Regions from separate parts of the Homo sapiens genome. Here region 1 is linked to region 2. A link is an interaction called in ENCODE POLR2A ChIA-PET data of the cell type or tissue named here. Cell type or tissue: GM12878. All regions are shown on one strand. Links, peaks and the distances in the headings refer to the core of each region. The heading gives the core; the rest is flanking DNA.

The links. Peaks named below come from ENCODE experiments on the same cell type or tissue, not always from the same donor. Only the 100,000 strongest peaks of a DNase experiment are listed, where the experiment ranks them.
Region 1: POLR2A ChIA-PET joins it to region 2 with 5 read pairs; 1 of 35 experiments calls an interaction of 5 or more read pairs at or near these places.

What each region holds. Positions count from the first base shown.
Region 1 is chr13:78,192,060-78,197,059 of GRCh38, reverse strand. The region is part of intron 2 of OBI1-AS1 (OBI1 antisense RNA 1); the gene reads right to left. Among named protein-coding and RNA genes, the nearest start is that of OBI1-AS1, 140 kb to the right of the region's middle. In GM12878, for the core only: no CTCF peak of the experiment used is centred there; DNase peaks (open chromatin) are centred at 2,116 and 2,939.
Region 2 is chr13:77,424,934-77,433,599 of GRCh38, reverse strand. It overlaps LOC124903186 (a long non-coding RNA gene), which reads right to left and starts at 6,004. Exons shown (of 4, transcript XR_007063828.1): 1 at 5,912-6,004. RefSeq lists an enhancer at 3,788-3,997. In GM12878, for the core only: no CTCF peak of the experiment used is centred there; DNase peaks (open chromatin) are centred at 3,029, 3,739 and 4,079; H3K4me3 peaks cover 1,403 bases; H3K27ac peaks cover 3,464 bases.

The sequences.
Region 1 (5,000 bases), core at 1-5,000, 770 kb before region 2:
GCCTAGGTTCAAATTCTGGCTGTGTCATTAATCACCTTTGTGACTTTGATGAAAACATTTAGTCACCCTGAGATTCAGTGTATTCATCTGCAAAATGTGATCATTGTACCTGTCTTTAAGTTGTGAAAATTAAATAAAAACATCTAATTTTAGGTGCTTAGTACAGACCCTGGTTGTGGTAATTCCTCTAAAAATAATAGTTACTTTTCTAATTATTTATCTAAGTCTATACACATGAGCCAGAAGAGGCAGCCACATTTAGAGATATAAGCAAGAGTGAAGTACTGGAGTGGCTTTACTAAGTCGAACCCTCTTCTTGGTCCCTTGAGCATCTTTAATGGGTCTTTGGAACATGTGACATCTTTCTTCCAGTGGAGAGTGTTGCTCTTAAAGGTACCAGTTATTCACAATCACTCATCTAACAATAACACAATGTGAATAAGACAAAACAAACAAAGAAGAATTCAGAAAGGTATTCTAACTCAGAGTCATTCTTATGTTACTTAAACTCTTCCACACTCAAATTATTCACTTTTAAAATGGAAATACTAATTTATACCTACATATGGTTGTGTGAGGATTAAATAAAATGATGCATTAAGGCAAACTGCACAAGGCTTAGATGTGGAGATATTCATTAAATGGTAGCGGTAGTACCAAAAAACAAAGAGTAGCAGTGGAGCTTATTTTTTTAACCTATTAACTTTCATCAACTTCTGACTCTGCTTGTAGTTTTCTCACATTTGTTTGTAGAATTACCTCACAGAAAAATGTTCCCTCCAGAGAACACTATTAAAAAAAAAGACAAAACACTGAAAAGTGAACACAATATGGTGAAAAAAATCCTAAAACATTATCTATTTAATTTATTCCACTGTTCGTTAGGACTGCAACTTAGCTATTGGAGAAAGGTAGCTAATAACTACAATATTGAGTATTTCAAAAGGCTTATATTTAGTAGTAAAATGTCAAACTCTATGGAACTTAAAAGAGGAACTTATACATTAATTTTTCTGAGTATTATGCAATTTTCCCATATACTTCAAAAATATACTTTAGAGGTTATATTAAATATACCTCACATATTTTTAAATTTCTAAATTTTAATTGATTTAGTCTAAAATTTATTCAAGAACTTGAAAGACTCTCTTTTTTCTCAACAATATGATTACTTACTGTTGGATATTAAATATATTCAATTAACCTCATATCCATATATTTAAAAGTTCAAAACCTTCCGTTCATGTGATACAGAATATAGCAAGATCATGAAAACTTGTTTTCAACAGTATAAAAATGTTTATTTTCTGATTAGTAAAGTATTACATGTTCAGTATAGAAACCTTGAAAAATAGGAAATTAAAGATTATTCCACCATACAAAAATGATATACTTTTATATGAAAAATTGAAATTATAACTGTTTATTCTTTATACATATGCTGCTTTACTTCATTTAACAATATTATCAAGATCACTGCAGGGGTGAGGCTGGGGAGCAACCCTGCTTACTACCCCACAGTTTTCCCATAGCTGGGAGTTTTCCCCCAACAACTCTGTATAAGTGAACACTCAGCTTCCTCTTTACCCCTTACTCACCCACAGGAGGAGAATTAAGGAGGAGCATCATTCCTGTCTGGTGAGTTTGCCAAGAATTTGACATTCACTATGTTGCATTAACTAGAGGCAGTAGCACTGCACTCAAAAAGCAATGCATTTCTCTCCTTATTTTTCTCTTTTTTTCCTAATTGTAAATATTTTTATGTATATGGGTTTAAACATCATTTAAACTGTATCCGCCCTGTATCACCATTGCAAAAAGACCCCAACACCTGATTTTAATTAGGCATGCTTCTCTTATTAACTACTTTCTATTACCCACATTACAGAAATAGGATTAGACCAGGAAAACTTGTTTAATTTAACACAAAGGATGCCCCAGCAGGGGGCTGAGTTGGTGAAAGACAAGAATAATTTCATTCTAAAGATTAACTGGTAGGGTAAGCCCCACATGCGTATTCCTAGCTCCTAATTACAGACCAACACTCTCCCTGAGGTGGCTACCTCACCCAACTCCGGCCAGCAATAGGAACATGCCTAGGTTCATTTGTCTGGCAAAATGCTACCTATTCATTTGTCTACTAAAATGCTGCTGTAGAGGAAGTATACTGGTTTCTAGATTAAAAAAACACAAACATATTGTGAAAGTTGTGATTATCATGAGACAAAGTTTTGTTAAACAATGATGGTTAAAGTAGTCATTCCTCTCCATTTATCTAACTTTTTTTTTGTTTTTGAGACTAGGTCTCACTCTGTTGCTCAGGCTAGAGTCCAGTGGAGCCATTACAGCTCACTGAAGCCTTGACCTGCAGGGCTCAGGTGATCCTCTCATCTCAGCCTCACCAGTAGCAGGTATGCGCCACCACAACTGGCTAATTTTTTGTATTTTTTGTAGAAATGGGTTTCACCATGTTGCCTAGGCTGGTCTTGAACTCCTGGTTCAAGCGATCCTCTCATCTTGGCTCATGCCTGTAATCTCATCCCAAAGTGCTGGGATTACAGGCATGAGCCACCACACCGAGCTGTGTACCCAACTTTTAGTGGAGGGTTTAGTATATGCAGACACAGGGCTAAGCGAAATAGCATTTCTCTTCAATGAATCCTCTTAAAAATCTTATAAGATTATTTTCTTTTATTATACATTATCTACGTATAGGGAAATGGAGCTTTGTAACTTGTCCAGGGTCTCAAAATTAATACACAATAGTCATGATTTTAACCCAGGAAGTCCAATTCCAGAGTTCTAACTTTTAAACTGTTTCATTCTACTGCCTTCTTGTGCTAGGGTCAGCATTTGGATGACTGTTAATTCTGGCATTGATCTTTTAATAGCCTGTGACATAGATGTTATGGGGTGAAAATTACACTGATGATCAACTTATGATCTGGCTAACTGGGTTGTCTACCTAGGCATTCATAAAGAAAGGCTGATCTATGCTCAAACACATTTTCTTAACCACAGGATATATTTTTGCTTCACTAATTGCTGAGAACAGATGAATCATTTCACACAAGTCTGGGTTGTTTTGTGTAGTCATGTGTAGAGGATCCAAGGAGAAAATCTGATCAACATCATTTAAATGGCAGAGAATGAAATATTGGCACAGGAGTGTAGGAATATCCTGCTTAGCTAATGTACAATATGTATGTATGTAGCATGTCTTTTTCTTCCTTTCTGCTTTTAATGTTTTGTCTTTATTAGTAGTTTTCAGCAATTTGACCATAATATGCCTTGGTGTGTTTTTCTGTGTTTCTTCTGCTTGGGGTTTGTGGAGCTTCTTGGAACTCTGACTTTATAGTTTCTATTAAACTCAAACAGAGGAAGGGAGACCCTTCTGAAGATTTATCTCTCTTTTTCTTCCTTCCTCTCTTTTGGTTATTCTGCTCTGCAAATTCTAGATGCACTGACCTCCTCAAAAGCCCACCTATCTCTCTATCTAAATAAGACTACAAAGCTATTTACGACAGTCCGGAAACTGTCTTTGGTAGTAAGGTGGGCGATTTCTGCATTTGCCTGGTTAATATGTCATAGCAGGGACCAAGAAACACATTTAAGAGTAATCTGGAAAATTCTAGATTAGAATAGAGATCTATAAAGATGGATAGAAGAGAACTTCTTCATGCAAATATTGACCTGTGACTCAGAGTTCAATGTTCTGAAAAGAACACTCATAACCTATCAGGTAATTTATTAGAATGACTCTGTGAAGCTTCGACATTATTATGGTTTATTGTAAATGAAGTGAAGATAAAAGGTATAGACTAAGGTATAGAAAGCTCAAAGGGTAGAAGGCTCAATAAGGTAGAAATGTTAATGTAAATAGACTATATAAGAACTGAAAAATCTACAGCCTGATAAGTTTACTGAGCAGTAAGGACACTTCCTCCACTAAGACCATAAAAAATGTACAGGAGAAAGTAGGTAGATATTAACTTCTTTGAACAACATCATGATTGCTAACCCCTGTAAAGTCAGGTTGACTGTGGAAGATGAAGCCTAATATGAATAGAGATCATGGGATTCTGGAATTGCAGAAACCATGGAGTAGCACTTAAAAGTCAGAGGAAAGGTATGTATATTACTATATTGAGCATGAAGGCCAGAATGACCTTAAGGGTGCTTTCACTCACAGGAATCTGTGGCATAGCTAAGGGATTATGCAGAATCTGGAGGCAAATAGTGAACAGTGGCCAGAGGTTTTATCAAACCATATAATTTTAAAAAATGAGAACTAGCTGGCAGAATTCTGGTATCAGCCACTAGTGTGTAAAACCACGGTCTTTTGTTAATTTTCCAAATTTAAGCAAGTTTCCGGATCCAGTGCTCACTGATTAAAGGGAAAACATGGTTCCCTTGTATAAGTATCTTGCAACACCATTGTAGGTATATACATTGAATATTCTGCTTCTTCCTCAAATTGCTGACCTAACATCATGTATCATAATAACTATATACTAAGAAAGAACAATATCTACATTTTTAATCAACTGTTATAGGGTCTGAGGTGATACCAAGGGACCTGGAATGCCACTGTGATCTTCTGGTGAGAAAAGGGGCTTATAGAGGATAAATTTTAAAGTTTTGATTTAAGCTAACAATGGGCACAACAAGTCCTGAAACTCATCCTTTGGTTAATTCCTGAATTCCTAAGTATACAATTTTGATACATAGACTTAAAAACTGGAAAGGACTGCCCTGACCGGTGGAATAAGGGCCCTATGATTTAAAAAAAATAAAAAGGCAACTGAAAGACATGAAAGTTTCTGCTCCTAGTCAAAATAGATAATCAGAAGAAAAACTGAATCCTGCGAGGAAATACAGAGAAGCATTTCCTTAATAGGCTTAAAAGATTTGAGTAGTGGTCCTTTATGATATTGTCATTCATCTAGCCACCACACAAAACGGATGTATTGTGATGGATGAAAATGGACTATCATAAA
Region 2 (8,666 bases), core at 2,155-7,154:
CTTGCTAAAGCTTGGGACAAACCAAAATAAATATGCCAGTAGCATAATACTGCTGCCAGATTGTTAAGAAAATCTGGCCAAATTTGATTCTATTCAAGACCAAATTTTTATTTTCAAAATATATAATGGGAACTCTCAAAATGACTAAAACTTTCTATACACACAGGCCCCTTATAGCCTATGGGTCCAAGTGTACCCAAGTTTTACTCTATTTAAAATCGATTTGGACCTATCACTTTATTTTGGAAATAAAGGGATTAATTTCCTTAGAACCAATAAGAGTAGAACCTACAACAACTCTCCCATTGGAAGCAATGCAAGTATTTTCCAAAATACTGGAAAGAGACTACTAGAAGATGACAATGTTCTGAAGATGTAAAGCAAAGATGTCTTGAAGAAGAAAGACAAGATGTTGTGGTCCCAGAAAGTAGTTAGGTTCAAATAATTTAAAAAGCGATAATAAGAGTAGGGCATAGGCAGATTTGGCTCAGAGGGGTTGAGGGAGAAGACAGACTGATAATTATTAAACCGTGGCAAGTAATTAGAAAAGGTCCAAGTAAAATTCTCTCTGTCTGATGTTGATACTGAACAGAGCACTTATGCTTTGCCTGAGCCTACTGTGGAAATCAACTGAACTTAGCAGTTGCTAAGGGGAAAATTCTGGGCAGAAGCCAAACAAGTCCGTGTAGTCTCAGTAAATTGTACCCAAAAAAAGGAATGTGCTCCTACACAGGTAGCCAACAATTATTCTTATCTTTAGATGTGCATGCCAATCTTCTCTTCAAGAAGGAGAATCTATTTCCCCTCTTCTCAGCTCTGATCTGGACTTATGACTTATTTTGGCCAAGAGGATGCAGCAGAAGTGATAGACACTGTGCCTGTTCTGAGCTGAGACTTTAAGAACCCTTTTGGAAACCAGTTGTCATGTTTGAAGGAAGCCAGCTTAGACTGCTCAAGGAAGAGATCTACCTGGAAGAGGACCGAGGTGCTCCAGCCACTCAAACCACCCCAGCTGAGCCACCAGATGTATAAGGGGGGTCTTTTTCAATCTTCTAGACCCAGCCCAGCCACCAACTAATTATATTTGTGTGACCCCAGTTGATACAGCATGGAGCAGAAGACCTGCCAGTCAACCTGTAAGAGAAATAGCAAATCATAAGCCACTAATTTTCAAGGTACTTATACAGCAATAGATAATTACAATTTAAGCAAATCCAAAGGAAATGTAACAAGAGCAGAGACTAGTAGCTGAAGAATAATAGATGAATTTTAAAGGAACTATTTTTTTTAAAGTAACATGAAGTGACAAATGCTAGGGTAGACAACAGAAGAATGGCAATAGAAAATGGCCAAGAAAGCCAATTAATGAGTCTGGGAGGCTGATGACTGAACGTCTAGAATCATTAAACCAAAAACTATCTTTTTGGTTTAACTTGGAACATAGGAGAAAAATTAATTGTTGTGATAAAAGAAAATTGGTCATTTTCAGTAATAGTAAAAGAGCTTACTGCATTCCAATTTGAATATGACTAGGGCAGCTGAACAAAAGTTAAAAATCTCTTTAGAGAAATCAGGAAGCTACCAAAGCAGTCAATACTTCAGGAGCCGTGATCCCAGAGAGAAAAGAAGCTTGTTGACATGACCTCAACAATCTGCGGAAGTCTGATGCATTTGATGATTTCTAAGCTACAGCTACATAGGATTGAGACACTAAGAAACCAAGAAGAAGTTAATGTCTAAAAGCTGGAATCCTAAACAGTGTTCAACAATCTTACTACTGAAAAATTAGAGTTCAGGGCCCTCCCAGAAGGAAGACTACTAGTAAATTTCTTATACTTCCAGTCAAGACTTCAGAAAGACTATAGTCTGAGAATAAATGTGAACTACAATTAGACTTAATTTTACCAAGTACTGAAACCATCTCTGAGTCAACTCAACCTCAGGTTGAACTGTGGTGAACTTCTCTTAATCTAATTGCTAATTAGAAAGGGGGGAAAATCCTCCCTGGAGGAAGGTAACATCTATGAAAGCCTCAAATTATTTATACAATTTTTCAAACACAATGTCTGGCACTCAATTTAAAAACTACAAGGTATGCCTGGAAAAGACAAAATATCTGGCATATAATAGAGAAAACAGACAATGGAAGCAGTCCTATAGGTGATCCAGATATTACAGTTATTACTTGTGGTCTTGGAAATCATTGTAAATATATCTAAGAAAATAAATGACAAGATGGAAAATTTCACTAGAGAACTAGCATCTACAAAAAAAATTACATCTAAGTAAAAAGTCTGTAAATAGGCACTACAATAACAAAAAAATTAAAATCCAATAGATGGGGTTAACTCCAATTTAGACATAGCAAAAGAAAAAATTAGAAATCAGAAGGAAGTTTTATAGAATATATCCACTAAAGCATGGGGAGAAAAAAAATGAAAAAAAGCCACTGTAAAAAGTGTAAACATATAGGCTAGAATGAAAAGATCTAACATATACATAGCCTATAAAAAGTTTGAAAACCAAGAATAGAAGACATCATAGATTATACCTTACCAAAGATGGTCATATAGTCTTTAGTATGGTACTTCTCCTGTTGAGAGTTGAAATCTAATTCCTCTCTCCTTGGATTTGGGCTGGTCTTAGTGACTTTCTTGAGCAGTAGAAAATGGTAGAAGTGACATTCCAGGACTTCTAATCTTGGTCATAAGTCTTGAAGCTTCCACTCAAGCTTCTTCAAACACTATGTTTGCTAGTCTTGAGCTATAATGTAAAAATTCAACTAACCTGAAATCACCATACTGGAGAAGCCATTATGTAGCCACCATGGTGAATAGCCCCAGCTGAGCCAGACTTCTAGTGATCCCTGCCAAGGGGACATGTAAGAGAAGCCATCCACCAGCTGAATACCTCAAAGTGACCTCTCTTCGCACCATATGAAATCCCCAAATTTCCCAGGGTTATGTTCATTATTAATGTAGCAGTTGATGAAGAGTCAAGGACATCTTGTACTTAAATGGTATGGGGTGAGAAATGTTACCAATCATTTTCAGATTAGTGAAAGAGGATCTGAGATATCATAAACTGCTGAAATTACACAGAGCATCTCCTATCTAGTTAGTTCACTAGAACAGGGGTCAGCAAACATTTACCGCAAAGTCTCAGATAGAATATACTTTAGGCTTTATAGGCCAAGCCTATACCTACTATATATATATAGTAGGTACTTACATAACAGAGAAAATAAACTGCCATTAAAATTTTATTGAAAGTATTTTAATTAAATATTAATAATAGAGTATAATATTTTGTAACACAGGTCTACTAATGAGAAGAATGGAATTCTTTTGGGGGTGATAGCATTTAGTTTAATTGGGGTTCCAAATTAGTTTGCCCTATCATCAAATAAATTGGACATGTTCAACTATAAAAACAATTCTTAGCTCATAGGCCATACAAAAATAGGCATCCGACCAGATTTGGCCCACAGGCTGCGGTTTGCTAACCCCTGTACTGTAATCTAAAAAAAGCAAATTGAGTAGCTTTCCTTGAAGCTCCTCTGCAATTAGGTAAACACACAAGGTTAGTGTTGTTTTTGTTTTATATGCTCTTCTGTTGGCTTTGCACAGAGCAGGGAAGATCCACAAATATTTGCTGGGTGCCTTTATGTGATTACTGAGACATATGAGTAACGATGTGGTTTGGCTGTGCCACCACCCAAATCTCATTTTGAACTGTAGCTCCCACAGTTCCGTGTTGTGGGAGGGACCCAGTGGGAGGTAATTGAATCATGGGGGCAGGTCTTTCCCATGCTATTCTCATGATGGTGACTACGTCTTATGAGATATGATGGTTTTATAAAGGGGAGTTTCCCTGCACAAGCTCTCTTTTCTTGTGTACCGCCATGTGAGACAGGTCTTTCACCTCCTGCCATGTTTGTGAGGCCTCCCCAGCCAAGTAGAACTGTGAGTCCATTAAACCTGTTTCTTTTGTACATTGCCCAGTCTCGGGTATGTCTTTACCAGCAGCATGAAGAAGGACTAATACAACTAAAGTGATAAGAAACTGCCCTTCAGGTTTCTCTTCCCTTTTTTCTACATCTCTTGACTTCACTTAAGATCCGCTTTAGAAAGCCTCCCCATCTCTCTGGCACAGAATCACAAAATTGGCCCTATCTGCTAAATATATCTGGGCCTTGAGACTCTGGGTTACTCATCCTCTCTCTGTAAAATCTCCCCTATTTAAGTTTAAGCATCTTCATTGTCAAGAACATTTTTTCCAACCTCACTCACTCAAGTTATGATATAAATTGCTTTCAATTTAACTAACGTAGAAGTTGGTTACTGGTCTGCAAGTATCCCCTCTGTACTTTATGGATGGTCCTATACAGCCTTTTTCATCTCTTCCTCTAAGTGTGTGACAATGTCTGCTTGAATACAGGGAGTGTTTGCTAAGAAACACATTGTTGTGCTAGATCTAAGACAAAAACCAACACCATCAATGAAAATAGTTACATGGTATCATTATTTTCACCTGTGATTAGCTATGGGGTTTTTGTTAAAATCCAACAGACTGTATCTGAAAAACAATGTGATCTGAGGTGAATCAACGTTCTTAGAAAAATTCCAGTAACTCCTACTAAAAATTGCACACTACCATTAAATAAATTCACATGTTGCTAACAAAAACACACAGTTTAGATAATTGAATTCAGTTACTCTACAATGGAAACAGTACTATTTTGGAAAAGACAGAATTTTAACTGTCATTACTAGGCATGCTCCCATTCTCCCATTTTATTTCTTTGTATGAAAACATTTATTTTGAAATTGTCTATAGGCACAATTTGTCTGAAATGATAGATAATGAGAAATGCATAAGATATGTAATTAGCAGATACTTGCACAAAAAAAGAATAACCTAAAACTGGAATTTCTTCATTATTTTTCTGTGCCTAGAAAATCAAAGATCATATTCATCTTTTCTTCAAACTCTCTTACATGGTGTTTTGTTACTTTTATATTTTCTTATAATGAATGAGTTATCTTAAATGACCATCTTATCTTGCTCAGTCCTTTGTCCACATATTTCCATCTACAGCATTAGAGCACTAGAATTTGGCCCAATGATGGGCCAAAGTATGTTGATTAAATTACTAACTCCTATGAGTTCCCACCAACTTGAACATTTTCATTTTTGTTCATAAGGACATGAAAGGATTGCTGTGAACATTGTCTGCTTTCCTAACAGAATTACATTTTGACCTCTGATAATTGAACCTAAACTTTAGGGTGGGACTTTTCTCTGGAATATGTTAATTAGGACCCCAAGGAACTTAGCATATTTTGCTTATCTAACATATCCAATATGTCATTCTCTTTCTCCTGGAACAGATTCTCTTATAGAAACCATAACTTTTTTTTTTGTCTCAACAAAGATGCATTAAGCCTAGGCATGCCAGTTCCTAAAAGTATAGTAAATGTCATTGTGCAAACTTAGTTACTTCAAAAGGGCAGAATCATCAGAAGGCTCATAGCTGTTGGCTTTGTTTGTCACCTGAGAATGGAATTGAACAACTGCACCAAAGAATTTCTGTACTTGGTTCTAAGTGCTTTTCATGAAGACATAAATGTGTTCCATCATTTTATTTACTGTTTCTATATGTCTTCATCAGGATTCCTCCATTTGTCACCGTACATTCTGGGAAGGATAGCTCATTCTTGGATTATCAGTAACCACACATGGCAAGTATGTCATTGTTAATCAGTTGATTTGTGAGTGAATTCTACTATTAGCAATATCTAGAGTAGCTCACTCTTCTCTGAATTTTCCCAAAGCACACACTTAGCATGTGTTATGGGCTGAACTGTGTTCTCCCCCAATTTTTATATTGAAATCTCAACCCCCTTACCTTGGAATGTGATTGTATTTGGAGATGCGATCCTCATGGAGGTAATTAAGTTTGAATGAGGTCATGAGGGTGGGTTGTAACCCAATATGGCTGGTATCCTTATAAGAAGAGGAGAATAGGGCCGGGCACAGTGGCTCAAGCCTGTAATCCAGCACTTTGGGAGGCCGAGGCGGGCAGATCACCTGAGGTCAGGAGTTCAAGACCAGCCTGGCCAACATGGTGAAACCCCATCTCTACTAAAAACACAAAAATTAGCTGGGCATGGTGGCACATGGTTGTAATCCCAGCTACTCAGGAGCCTGAGGCAGGAGAATCGCTTGAACCCAGGAGGTGAAGGTTGCAGTGAGCTGAGATTGCGCCATTGCACTCCAGCCTGGGGGAAAAGAGCAAGACTTCATCTCAAAAAAAAAAAAAAAGTAGGACACAGGCACAAAGGGAAGACCAAGTAAAAACAAAGGAGGAAACACATTATAAGCAAAGGAGAGACAGAGCTTAGAAGAAATCAATCCTGTGAACCCAAAATATCTGAGACAGGTCTCAACCAATTTATCAAGTTTATTTTGTCACGGTTAAGGACACGCATGTGACACAACCTCAGGAGGTCCTGACAATGTGCTAAGGTGGTCAGGGTACAGCTTGCTTTTACACATTTTAGAGAGACAAGAGACATCAATCAATATGTGTAAGATGTAAATTGGTTCGGTCCCATAAGGTGCAACAACTTGAAGCAGAGATTTCCAGGTCATAGGTAGATAAGAGAGAAGAAGTTGCATTCTTTTGAGTCCTTGGTCAGCCTTCCACTGAATACACAATTTAGTCTGGCTCAGTGATTCTGCATTTTTACATAAACAATAGGGTAGAGGAAGAAATCAGATAGATGTGCATTTGTTTCAGGTAAGCAGAGGGGTGACTTTATGTCCTGCATCGGTGGAGATAAGCTATCCGTTTACATTGCCAGGGTGAAATTCAGCAGAACTGCGTTAGGGCAAAAATCTTGAGCCCCATGAAGAATTCCTTATAGGAAAATTGTGAGGGAAGTATGGAGCTCTTTTACCTTTTTAGCTATCTTATCTAGGAATAAAATAGGAGGCAGGTTTGCCTGAGGTAGTTCCCAGCTTGACTTTTCCCTTGGCTTGGTGATTTTGGGGGGTCCTAAGATTTATTTTCCTTTCACAACACCTTGATCTTGGACTTCTAGCTTCCAGAATTGTGGGAAAATAAATTACTGTTGTCTGAGCCCCCCAGTCTGTGGTACTTTATTATGCAGCCGTAGCTAGCTAATACAGTATGCCAACCCAGGCAACAGTTATTTATGCAATAGTATAGCTTCTAGAGGTCAACCTTATGAGATCCTTGGAATTAAAGTCCATGTCCTAAACATTTCTGTGTCCTCTGCAACATACTCTTTTGCACATAATAGATGTTTAATAAGTATAAACTGAACAAATTAATTTTAAAATACAGAAATAGTACAATATTTGTCTACAAGAATATTTTTAAGCAAGCTTTGAAATACATTTTTTAAAAATACATTTAATTTTTAAATACAATATTAAGGAAAAGGACTTGTAAGTATTATGATATTCTACTACGAATAATACCTAACATGGTATTATGATCTTGAAAGAGCTTTTATATATATGGTAATTGGATGAGTTCCCTACTGCTGCTATAACAAGTTACCATAAATAGAGTAACTTGAAATAACACAAATTACTCTCCTACAGTTGTGGAGGTCAGAAGTCTAAAATCCAGGTCTTATCGGGACTGCTGCCTCCCAGAGGCTCAGGGAAGAATCTGTTTCCTTCGCTTTTCCAGTTGGTAGAAGCTGCCTACATTCCGTAGCTCCTGGCCCCTTTCCCATCTTCAAAGGACATCCCTCCAACCTCTGGTTTTGTCATCACATCTTCTTTTTTTGACTTTGATCCTCCTGACTTCTGCTTATAAAGAACCTTGTGATGACGTTAAGCCTATCTGGATAATCTCCTCATCTCTAAACCCTTAACTTAACCATAGCTGCTAATCCCTTTTACCATAAAAAGTAATATACTCACAGATCCCAGTGATTAGGACCATGGACATCTTTGGAGGACCATTCATCAGACTACCACATTTTGGGCAAGCTCTGGGTTAGTCATGCTGTAACAGAAGCAAGTGAAGAGGCTAAAGCCGCCCTGGAGACTGCCCAGAAAAGGAAGTAGAGAAGAGAACCTGCTCCAAGGTGAGTATAAGTAAAAGCAGATAGGCAGGCAGAGGGTCAGTGTTTAAAAGGCATATCAAGCTCAGGAGTGGTCCCAGAAAATGAAAGTAAAACTTGTTCCCTGTTCCTGTCAAGCCCACCACCCTGGTAAATTAACTTTTAATTTATTTAGTAGGATGGAGAAATGGAAAGTATATGCCTGCTAAATTTGAAAATTAATTCCATTCAAACGATGAATTCTGGCAATCATTCCAGGTCCATGTCCTAAAAAGTACTTAACCTTTACAGAGATATCATATTAAAACATAATTTAATGGTCAACAGGTATATGAGAAATACTCAACATCCCTAATAATCAGGGAAATGCAAATCAAAACCACAGTGAGATATCATTAAATATTAGTAAATTAGTATAGCCATTATGGAAAACAGTATGGCAATTACTCAAAAAAACAAAAAACAGAACTATTATATAATCCAGCAACCCCACCATTGGATATTTATCCAAAGGAAAAGAAATCAGTATACCAAAGGGATACCTCCACTCGCATGCTT